Regions from separate parts of the Homo sapiens genome. Here region 1 is linked to region 2. Evidence: chromatin loops called from intact Hi-C (ENCODE). Cell type or tissue: IMR-90. All regions are shown on one strand.

Region 1 (5,000 bases), 110 kb before region 2:
TAAGTATTCCATTCTTTTTTAATCATTGTTTTTTAAGTGTTAATAAAATTATGGAAATAATTTGAAGAAAGGTTTGTCAAAATTTAGGAAAGCTCTTATTTATTAAATTTCTGTTTTATTTATTTAAATTTATTTATTAAATTTCTGTTTTTAAGGGATGGGGTCTCATTCTGTCACCCTGGCTGCTGGAGTGCAGTGGCATGAGCATGAATCACTGTAGTCTTGAACTCCTGGGCTAAAGCAATCCTCCTGCCTCAGCCTCCTGAGTAGCTGGGACTACTCAGTGTTTACAGGTGTATAACACCATGCCCAGCTAATTAAAAAAAAAAAAAAATTGTAGGGATGGATTCTTCTCTGTTGCCCAGGCTGATCTTGAACTCTTGGCCTCAAGTGATCCTCCCATCTCATTCTTCCAAAATGCTGGGAATACAGGTATGAGCCTCAAGGCCTAGCTGAGCTTTTGTATTTAAACACAAGATTATGCATGTGTTAAGGGAAAGAAACCTAGCATATGATAAAATCTGTAAAATATTAGAATCAGTCATAGATCTAAAGCTGCAGTAAACAATAAAGAACATCTAGTGAAGTCCAGTTTTGCTTAAATAGTTATACTGGATGGTAAGCTTCTTAAGGGCATTGACTATACCTTGCATTTTTGTAACACCTGGCACAAATGCTTTGTATTTGAAAGGTTCTTGATATTTATTGAATGAAAGAGTAAATGAATGAATCCTACATCCAGAAAAGAAGGAAGGAAGGGTTTTGGAAGTTTGAGGATTGTGCTCTAGTTATATGTAACCTACAAGTAGCAAGTTTCAGTTGGAATAATAATAATTGCATTAAAATAACTGCAAATGGGGAACTAGGCCTTTAAAGAGTTGGGGCCAGTTGCGGTGGCTCACACCTGTAATCCTAGCACTTTGGAAGGCTGAGGTGGGCAGATCACTTGAGGTCAGGAGCTTAAGACCAGCCTGGCCAACATGATGAAACCTCATCTCTACTAAAAATACAAAAAATTAGCTGGGCATGGTGGTGCGCACCTTTAATGCCAGCTACTCGGGAGGTTGAGGCAGGGGAATCGTTTGAACCCTGGAGGTGGAAGTTGCAGGGAGCTGAGATCGTGCCACTGCACTCCAGCCTGGGAGATACAGCAAGACTCTGTCTCAAAAACAAAATAATAATAATTGGAACTATTTAATCTGTAAAGATAAGAATTTAGATAAATAAGATGAAAATTGAGGTGTATTTGTTCTGTGTCTCTTTTTTTTTTTTTTGACAGAGTGTTACTCTGTCATCTGGACTGCAATGCAGTGAGTAGGGTGCAGTGGTGCCATCTCGGCTCACTGCAGCCTCCGCCTCCCAGGTTCAAATGATTTTCATGCCTCAGCCTCCTGAGCAGCTGGGACTACAGGTGCATGGCACCACACCTGGCTAATTTTTTGATTTTTTAGTAGAGACAGGGTTTCACCATGTTGGCCAGGCTGGTCTCGAATTCCTGACCTTAAGTAATCCACCTGCCTCGGCCTCCCTCGGTCTTGCTATATATAGCAAGACACCATCTCTACAAAAAATAAAAAAATTAGCTGGGCATGGTGGCATGTGCCTGTTGTCCCAATTACTCAGGAGCCTCAGGCGGAGGATCCCCTGAGGCCAGGATGTCGAGGCTGAGTGAGCTATGATTGTACCACTGCACTCCAGTCTGGGTGACAGAGTAAGACCCTGTCTCAAAAATAAAATTTATTTTGGTGGTGGATGCACAGCTGTGACTCTGCTGAAAGCCACTGAATTGTGTGCTTTAAGTAGGTAAATTGTATGATATGTGAATTATATCTCAATAAAATATGTATATATATACATGTATATATATTCACAAATATAAATGTATTGGAAGGGTTTAAACAGATGGCAAGTGCTGTCAAAACAGAGTAGAATTTATGTTTTTATTTTTTATTTTTTGAGGTGGAGTCTCGCTCTGTCGCCATGCTGGAGTGCAGTGGCATGATCTCAGTTCACTGCAACCTCTGCCTCCCGGGTTGAAGCGATTCTCCTGCCTCAGCCTCCCTAGTAGCTGGGACTACAGGCAGATGCCACCACGCCCAGCTAATTATTATTATTTTTTTTTGTATTTTTAGTAGAGATGGGGTTTCACCATGTTGGCCAGGATGGTCTTGATCCCCTGACCTCATGATCCACCTGCCTCGGCCTCCCAAAGTGCTGGGATTACTGGTGTGAGCCACGGCGCCCAGCCCAATTTTTTTTTTTTTAATTGTGTGGGGCTGTCTCTCATAAAAGTAGTTTTCTTCATGCATTGCTGGTGGTAATGTAAAATGGTGCAGCTGTTGTGAAAAACAGGTGGTTCCCCCAAAAAAGTTAAACATAGAATTATATGATCCAGCAATTTCACTTATAGGTATATACCCCCAATAATTGAAAGCAGGGACTCAAACAGATACTAATGCACTAATGTTCCTAGCAGCATTATTTACAATAGCCAAAAGAAGATGGAGACAACCCAGGTGTCTTTCAACAGATGAATGGATAAATTCCAAAATGTGGTATATAAGTACAAGGGAATATTATTCACCCTTAAGAAGGAATGAAGTTCTGTTACATGCCACAGTATGAATGACCCTTGAAAACATACGCAAAGTGAAATAAGCCAGACAGAAAAGGACAAATATTGTATGATTCCATTTACATCAGGTAACCAGACACATGAGATACTTAAAATAGGCAGAGAAAGAAAGTAGAATATTGTCTAGAAAGTAGAATATTGGTTACCAGGAGCTGGGGGTTGGGGAGGAATGGGAAACTATAGTTAAATGGGTACAGAGTTTGTTTGGAGTAATGAAAAAGTTCTGGAAATGAATAATGGTAATGGTTGCACAATGTCGTGCATAGATTTAATGCCACTGAATTGTGCACTTAAAAATAGTTAAAATGGTAAATTTTATGTATAATTTACTGCAATTAAAAATGCTTTCAAAAAACAAGAAATTTTTAAGAGTAAGATGCACTACTTTTTTTTGTAAAGTTTGTGAGACATAATTGTGTGGTATGTGGAAAGGAGAATATTTTCATTTTTGCATTTAAAAGAATATAGTGTTTTAGTTGTCTGTCATTTATGGTTTTCTTCCTTCTGTTTTCAGAGAGTGTGAATTTCTGACTTTCTATGTGGGACCCAAAATCTTTAGCTTTAGATGTAAGTGAGATGACCTAAATACCACTGACTATGTTACATCTTTGATAATCAAAAACTAAATTTTGATAAGCCAGACTAGACTACAGATGACTTTGTGAAAAATTCATGAGGCGTAGACATATTAACCTTGTTTAGATTGGAATTTTTTTTTTTCTTTTTAGACGGAATCTCACTCTGTCACCCAGGCTGGAATGCAGTGGTGCAATCTTGGCTCACTGTAACCTCCACCTCCCAGGTTCAAGCAATTCTCCTGCCTCAGCCTCCCGAGTAGCTGGGATTACAGGTGCCCACCACCATGCCTGGCTAATTTTTGTAGTTTTAGTAGAGACGAGGTTTTGCTGTGTTTGCCAGGCTGGTCTTGAACTCCTGACCTCAGGTGATCTGCCCACCTCAGCCTCCCGAAGTGCTGAGATTACAGGCATGAGCCACCATGCCCGGCCTCGACTGGAAAATTTTTTGACTTTTAATATGCTTGGTTGATTCATTTTGTTGATTTCTGGAAAGCAAATGTTTGTATTTAATAGTAGCAATAGGATTGCAGTTTTCTAATAAATATCACAGAATTATGGCAGTGAGCCAAGAAGAAGAAAAGCTGTATTAGTGAAATAAGACATACTTCTATAGCTATGGAAACTGTAAACCCTACTAAGTCTGATAAAGGTATTCTCTTTGTATTTGTATTATTAGACATTGGTAGGGGTTCATGAAAACCCAAGATAACTGCTATATTAAATCTAGGTATGATTGTATTCATCAAAAGGCCTGGTTAAAAGGCACTGTTAGGTAGTTTAGTATTTGTTTTGTGTGAATATTAAAGTGCTTTTTTTTCTTTTTTTTTGAGACAAAGTCTCGCTCTGTAGCCCAGGCTAGAGTGCAGTGGCGCGATCTCGGCTCACTGCAACCTCTGCCTCCAGGTTCAATTGATTCTTCTGCCTCAGCCTCCTGAGTAGCTGGAATTACCGCCTGGCTAATTTTTTGTATTTTTTTTTTTTAGTAGAGACGGAGTTTCACCATGTTGGCCAGGCTGGTCTTGAACTCCCAACCCTCAGGTAATCCACCCACTTCGGCCTCCCAAGGTGCTAGGATTACAGGTGTGAGCCACCATGCCCGGCCTATTTTTCTTCAATTTCTCTTCTTTTTTTTTGAGATGGAGTCTGGCTCTGTCGCCCAGGCTGTAGTGCAGTGGTGTGATCTCGGCTTACTGTAACCTCCGCCCCCCTGTGTTCAATCAGTTCTCCTACCTTAGCCTCCTAAGTAGCTGGGACTACAGGCGCCGCCACTATGCCGGGCTAATTTTTATATTTTTAGTAGAGATAGGGTTTTGTCATGTTGGCCAGGCTGGTCTTGAACTCCTGACCTTAAGTGATCTGCCCACCTCCGGCTCCTAAAGTGTTGGGATTATAGGCATGAGCCACTGTGCCCAGCCTAATTTCACTTCTTATGGTCCTCAACTACTAAAGCATTTTCTATTTGAAAGAATAATATTAGATTATTGCCACAGCTGACAATTTATTTGAGAATAAATGAGAGAATAGGAATATGACTCTGTTTATTAAAGTTAAATTAATCTTAACCAGTACATTTGTTTACTGGTAAAATGCATATTAGCTGTGCACAAGTAGATTTTATGAATAAATTATTTTAGGTATAAATTAGGCACTTTGGTAATTTATAGTGCTTTCTTTTTTTTTTTTTTTTTTTTTTTTTTGGGACAGAGTCTCACTCTATTGCCCAGGCTGGAGTGCAGTGGTATGATTCCGGCTTACTGCAACCTCTGCCTCCCAGGTTCAAGCGATTC
Region 2 (5,000 bases):
CATTTTGCTTGGGAAATTTGGTTTGTAAACCTAAAATAGCCCTTATTTCTGGGGAAAAAAAAAAAGATGTTTAAAGTCCAGTCTAAAAGAGAATTGTGTCCATGTGTCAACTTGTCATATTCAAGTTTTCTAATTAATTTAGTTTTCTTTTAATTTAGAAAAGCAAAATTTATTAATCACTGGGTGGTATTTTCTAATGAGAAGCTTGAACTTAGTTTAAGAAAGAAGTGCTCTGACAATCTCATAGTCCTTAAGAAGTTCTGAGACTATATTGTCAGATAGCTAAATGCTAAGAGGAGAGTGTAGTTTGTAATTGAGTAGCTTTATCCTCCTGGAGATTTTTAAGCTGTATCCTATAATATACTCTTGGTCAGGTTGGGTAGTATGATTCAAGGCACTTGGAACCGTCTTGGGGAATATAGCTTGGTAATTGAACTGCTTAAGCTTATTATTAATATTTAAGCTATAGTTCCAGGCCCATTCCAGAGGTCCCCCAGCCAATGCACTTCATAAAAGGGAAGATATATCTTAATATACCAGGTTTGTATCTCATGCTACCATTGTAGCATCAAAAAAATAGACATTTAAATCATGGCTAATAACAAATTTTAGAATGAAATAGTTGGTAAATTTTGTGATTTTAAACTTTTCTTTTTGTGTGTGTGTATATGCAGCAATGAAAACTACTGGATGTAATTTAGATAAGGTAAATATTATCCCTAATGCCCTGATGACTCCACTCATACCAAGCAGTATGATTAAGAGTGAAGATGTTACTCCAATGGAAGTAACAGCAGAAAAAAGATCTTCCACTATTTTTAAGGTAAGCTGTATTGACTAGTGCACAAACCTCCTATATAAAAATTGCTGTCTTTTACTTTTCCTATTTTTTTAACATTATTTTTACTTTGGATGCACTTAATGAATTTTGCTGTAAAGAGGGAATGCTTTATACTTCAGCAAAATTGCCCACATAGTGACTTCCAATATACAAGGGAGGAATTAATATGTTGTATGAGATATTGATGAAAGTACTAATTTTAGCATTTTCAGAATTAGAGATGTTTTTATTTTTTTCCCAGTCTTTTCCCATAACTTTCTGTTTCTTTTTTTTACTTGTCTTATCCCCTGTAATGTTACTGAGGAGCCACAAAATTGAGATATTTTGATACCTGCTCTTCATGAACCATAAAATTACTGTGTTCTGATTACCCTTAATTCACCTAAGCATATCAATAGCCGATTATTCTACTTCCTTGTTTGACTATCTTTGCTTGTCGTACTTTTAAAAAATATATCTCAAGGAAAATGAGACATCATGTTATGGAGAATTGTAGTCCTGTACCTGTTTTCTAAATGATAATAATATAGAGTGGAAAGCTGGTCCTGCATATATTTTTAGAGCAATAGTGATTTTTGATGTATGTTACAAACTTGTTTAATGTTTATATATTCATAATATTTGGGGATTTTTATTTTTTAGACTACAAAGTCTGTTGGATCAACTCAGCAAACATTAGAAAACATCTCAAACATAGCAGGAAATGGCTCTTTTTCATCACCATCATCTTCCCACCTACCTTCTGAAAATGAAAAACAGCAGCAGATTCAGCCCAAGGCATACAACCCAGAGACCCTGACAACTATTCAAACCCAGGACATCTCACAGCCTGGTACTTTTCCAGCAGTTTCTGCTTCTAGTCAGCTGCCCAACAGCGATGCACTATTGCAGCAGGCTACACAGTTTCAGACAAGAGAAACTCAGTCTAGAGAGATATTACAGTCAGATGGTACAGTGGTTAATTTGTCACAACTGACTGAGGCATCACAACAACAGCAGCAGTCACCACTACAAGAACAAGCACAGACTTTACAGCAGCAGATTTCATCAAATATTTTTCCATCACCAAATAGTGTGAGTCAGCTTCAGAATACTATTCAGCAGCTGCAAGCAGGGAGTTTCACAGGCAGTACTGCTAGTGGCAGCAGTGGAAGTGTTGACTTGGTCCAACAAGTTTTAGAGGCACAGCAGCAGTTATCTTCAGTTTTATTTTCTGCTCCAGATGGTAATGAGAATGTTCAAGAGCAGCTTAGTGCAGATATTTTTCAACAAGTCAGTCAAATTCAGAGTGGTGTAAGCCCTGGAATGTTTTCCTCAACAGAGCCAACAGTCCATACCAGACCAGATAATTTATTACCTGGAAGAGCTGAAAGTGTTCATCCACAGTCTGAAAACACGTTATCTAATCAACAGCAGCAGCAGCAGCAGCAACAGCAAGTGATGGAATCTTCAGCCGCAATGGTGATGGAGATGCAACAGAGTATCTGCCAGGCAGCTGCCCAGATTCAGTCAGAGTTATTCCCTTCAACTGCTTCAGCAAATGGAAACCTTCAGCAATCGCCAGTTTACCAGCAGACTTCTCACATGATGAGTGCATTGTCTACCAATGAGGATATGCAAATGCAGTGTGAATTGTTTTCTTCTCCTCCTGCAGTTTCTGGAAATGAAACTTCTACAACTACCACACAGCAGGTTGCAACCCCTGGCACTACCATGTTTCAGACATCAAGTTCAGGAGATGGAGAAGAAACTGGAACACAAGCAAAACAGATTCAGAACAGTGTCTTTCAGACCATGGTCCAAATGCAACATAGTGGGGACAATCAACCTCAAGTTAACCTTTTTTCATCCACAAAAAGTATGATGAGTGTTCAGAATAGTGGTACCCAACAACAAGGTAATGGTTTATTCCAGCAAGGGAATGAGATGATGTCACTTCAATCTGGAAATTTTTTGCAGCAGTCTTCTCATTCACAGGCCCAACTTTTTCATCCTCAAAATCCTATTGCCGATGCTCAGAACCTTTCCCAGGAAACTCAAGGTTCTCTCTTTCATAGTCCAAATCCTATTGTCCACAGTCAGACTTCTACAACCTCCTCTGAACAAATGCAGCCTCCAATGTTTCACTCTCAAAGTACCATTGCTGTGTTACAGGGCTCTTCAGTTCCTCAAGACCAGCAGTCAACCAACATATTTCTTTCCCAGAGTCCCATGAATAATCTTCAGACTAACACAGTAGCCCAAGAAGCATTTTTTGCAGCACCGAACTCAATTTCTCCACTTCAGTCAACATCAAACAGTGAACAACAAGCTGCTTTCCAACAGCAAGCTCCAATATCACACATCCAGACTCCTATGCTTTCCCAAGAACAGGCACAACCCCCGCAGCAGGGTTTATTTCAGCCTCAGGTGGCCCTGGGCTCCCTTCCACCTAATCCAATGCCTCAAAGCCAACAAGGAACCATGTTCCAGTCACAGCACTCAATAGTTGCCATGCAGAGTAACTCTCCATCCCAGGAACAGCAGCAGCAGCAGCAACAGCAGCAGCAACAGCAGCAGCAACAACAACAGAGCATTTTATTCAGTAATCAGAATACCATGGCTACAATGGCGTCTCCAAAGCAACCACCACCAAACATGATATTCAACCCAAATCAAAATCCAATGGCTAATCAGGAGCAACAGAACCAGTCAATTTTTCACCAACAAAGTAACATGGCCCCAATGAATCAAGAGCAACAGCCCATGCAATTTCAGAGTCAGTCCACAGTTTCCTCACTTCAGAACCCAGGTCCTACCCAGTCGGAATCATCACAGACCCCCTTGTTCCATAGCTCTCCTCAGATTCAGTTGGTACAAGGGTCACCTAGTTCTCAAGAGCAGCAAGTAACTCTCTTCTTATCTCCAGCATCCATGTCTGCCTTGCAGACCAGTATAAATCAACAAGATATGCAACAGTCTCCTCTTTATTCCCCTCAGAACAACATGCCTGGAATTCAAGGAGCCACATCTTCGCCTCAACCACAGGCTACTTTATTTCACAACACAGCAGGAGGCACAATGAACCAACTGCAGAATTCTCCTGGCTCATCTCAGCAGACATCAGGAATGTTCTTATTTGGCATTCAAAATAGTAAGAAACTCTAATTTTTCATTACTTAATTGGTCATTATTATTATTAGAAGGAAGCAGAGTGCAGTGGTGCGATCTCAGCTCACTGCACCTGCACCCTCTGCCTCCCAGGTTCAGGTGATTCTCCTGCCTCAGCCTCCCAAGCAGCTGGGATTACAGGTGTGCACAACCACGCCCAGCTAATTTTTGTATTTTTGTTAGAGGCGGGGTTTCACCATGTTGGCCAGGCTGGTGTTGAATTTTTGACCTCAAGTGATCCGCTGGCCTCGGCCTCCCAAAGTGCTGGGATTACAGGCGTGAGCCACCACACCTGTCCTGTATAGTTGTTTTAAGAGTACAGATTGTAGTTAGAACTCTATCACCTATAGACTATAAGATCTTGTACAAGTTATTTGGCTTTTATGGGTCTCAATTCTCTCATTTAAAATGGTGATAATATTACATACTTTACATGGATTTGGGGAGGATTAAATATGGCAATGTATAAAAATGTGTGTTTGCCATTTTAAGCTATAAACTTAAAAGGAAAATGAAGTCAGAATGACAGATAATACCTTACCCAGTTGAAGTAAGTAGTTTCTAAGGAGGTAGAAACTCATCTTTAATGTTTATATACCAAGGAATTTATATAGGACTTTTGATATTTAAGCAAAGTTGTATTTTTAGACTGCTTAAAGGAAACCTAAGATGAATTCCAGTGCCAGTCTGTGAAAACCTTTTTCTTGGACTATCAGGTGCCTAACTTTTAGTAATATACAAGGAGAATGCAGTAATGAATTTTCCCCAACAACTAATAAATATCTTTTCATGAATCTTTACTAATCAGATAGCTTCTATTTTTAATGTTTCTGCAGACTGTAGTCAGCTTTTAAGCTTCTGTTTTCAATGTCTCTGCAGACTGTAGTCAGCTTTTAACCTCTGGACCAGCTACATTGCCTGATCAGTTGATGGCCATAAGTCAGCCAGGCCAACCACAAAACGAGGGCCAGCCACCTGTGACAACACTTCTTTCTCAGCAAATGCCAGA

The links. Hi-C counts contacts between places; a loop is a spot of excess contacts. Peaks named below come from ENCODE experiments on the same cell type or tissue, not always from the same donor. Only the 100,000 strongest peaks of a DNase experiment are listed, where the experiment ranks them.
Region 1: it touches region 2 in a loop (2.1-fold over the local background); 1 of 110 quality-filtered maps calls a loop at or near these places.

What each region holds. Positions count from the first base shown.
Region 1 is chr16:69,583,061-69,588,060 of GRCh38, forward strand. All of the region lies in intron 2 of NFAT5 (nuclear factor of activated T cells 5), which reads left to right. Among named protein-coding and RNA genes, the nearest start is that of NFAT5, 20 kb to the left of the region's middle. In IMR-90, no CTCF peak of the experiment used is centred here; no DNase peak of the experiment used is centred here.
Region 2 is chr16:69,690,266-69,695,265 of GRCh38, forward strand. It overlaps NFAT5 (nuclear factor of activated T cells 5), which reads left to right. Exons shown (of 15, transcript NM_138713.4): 12 at 675-823; 13 at 1,484-3,974; 14 at 4,871-5,000. Among named protein-coding and RNA genes, the nearest start is that of SNORD13H, 16 kb to the right of the region's middle. In IMR-90, no CTCF peak of the experiment used is centred here; a DNase peak (open chromatin) is centred at 1,886.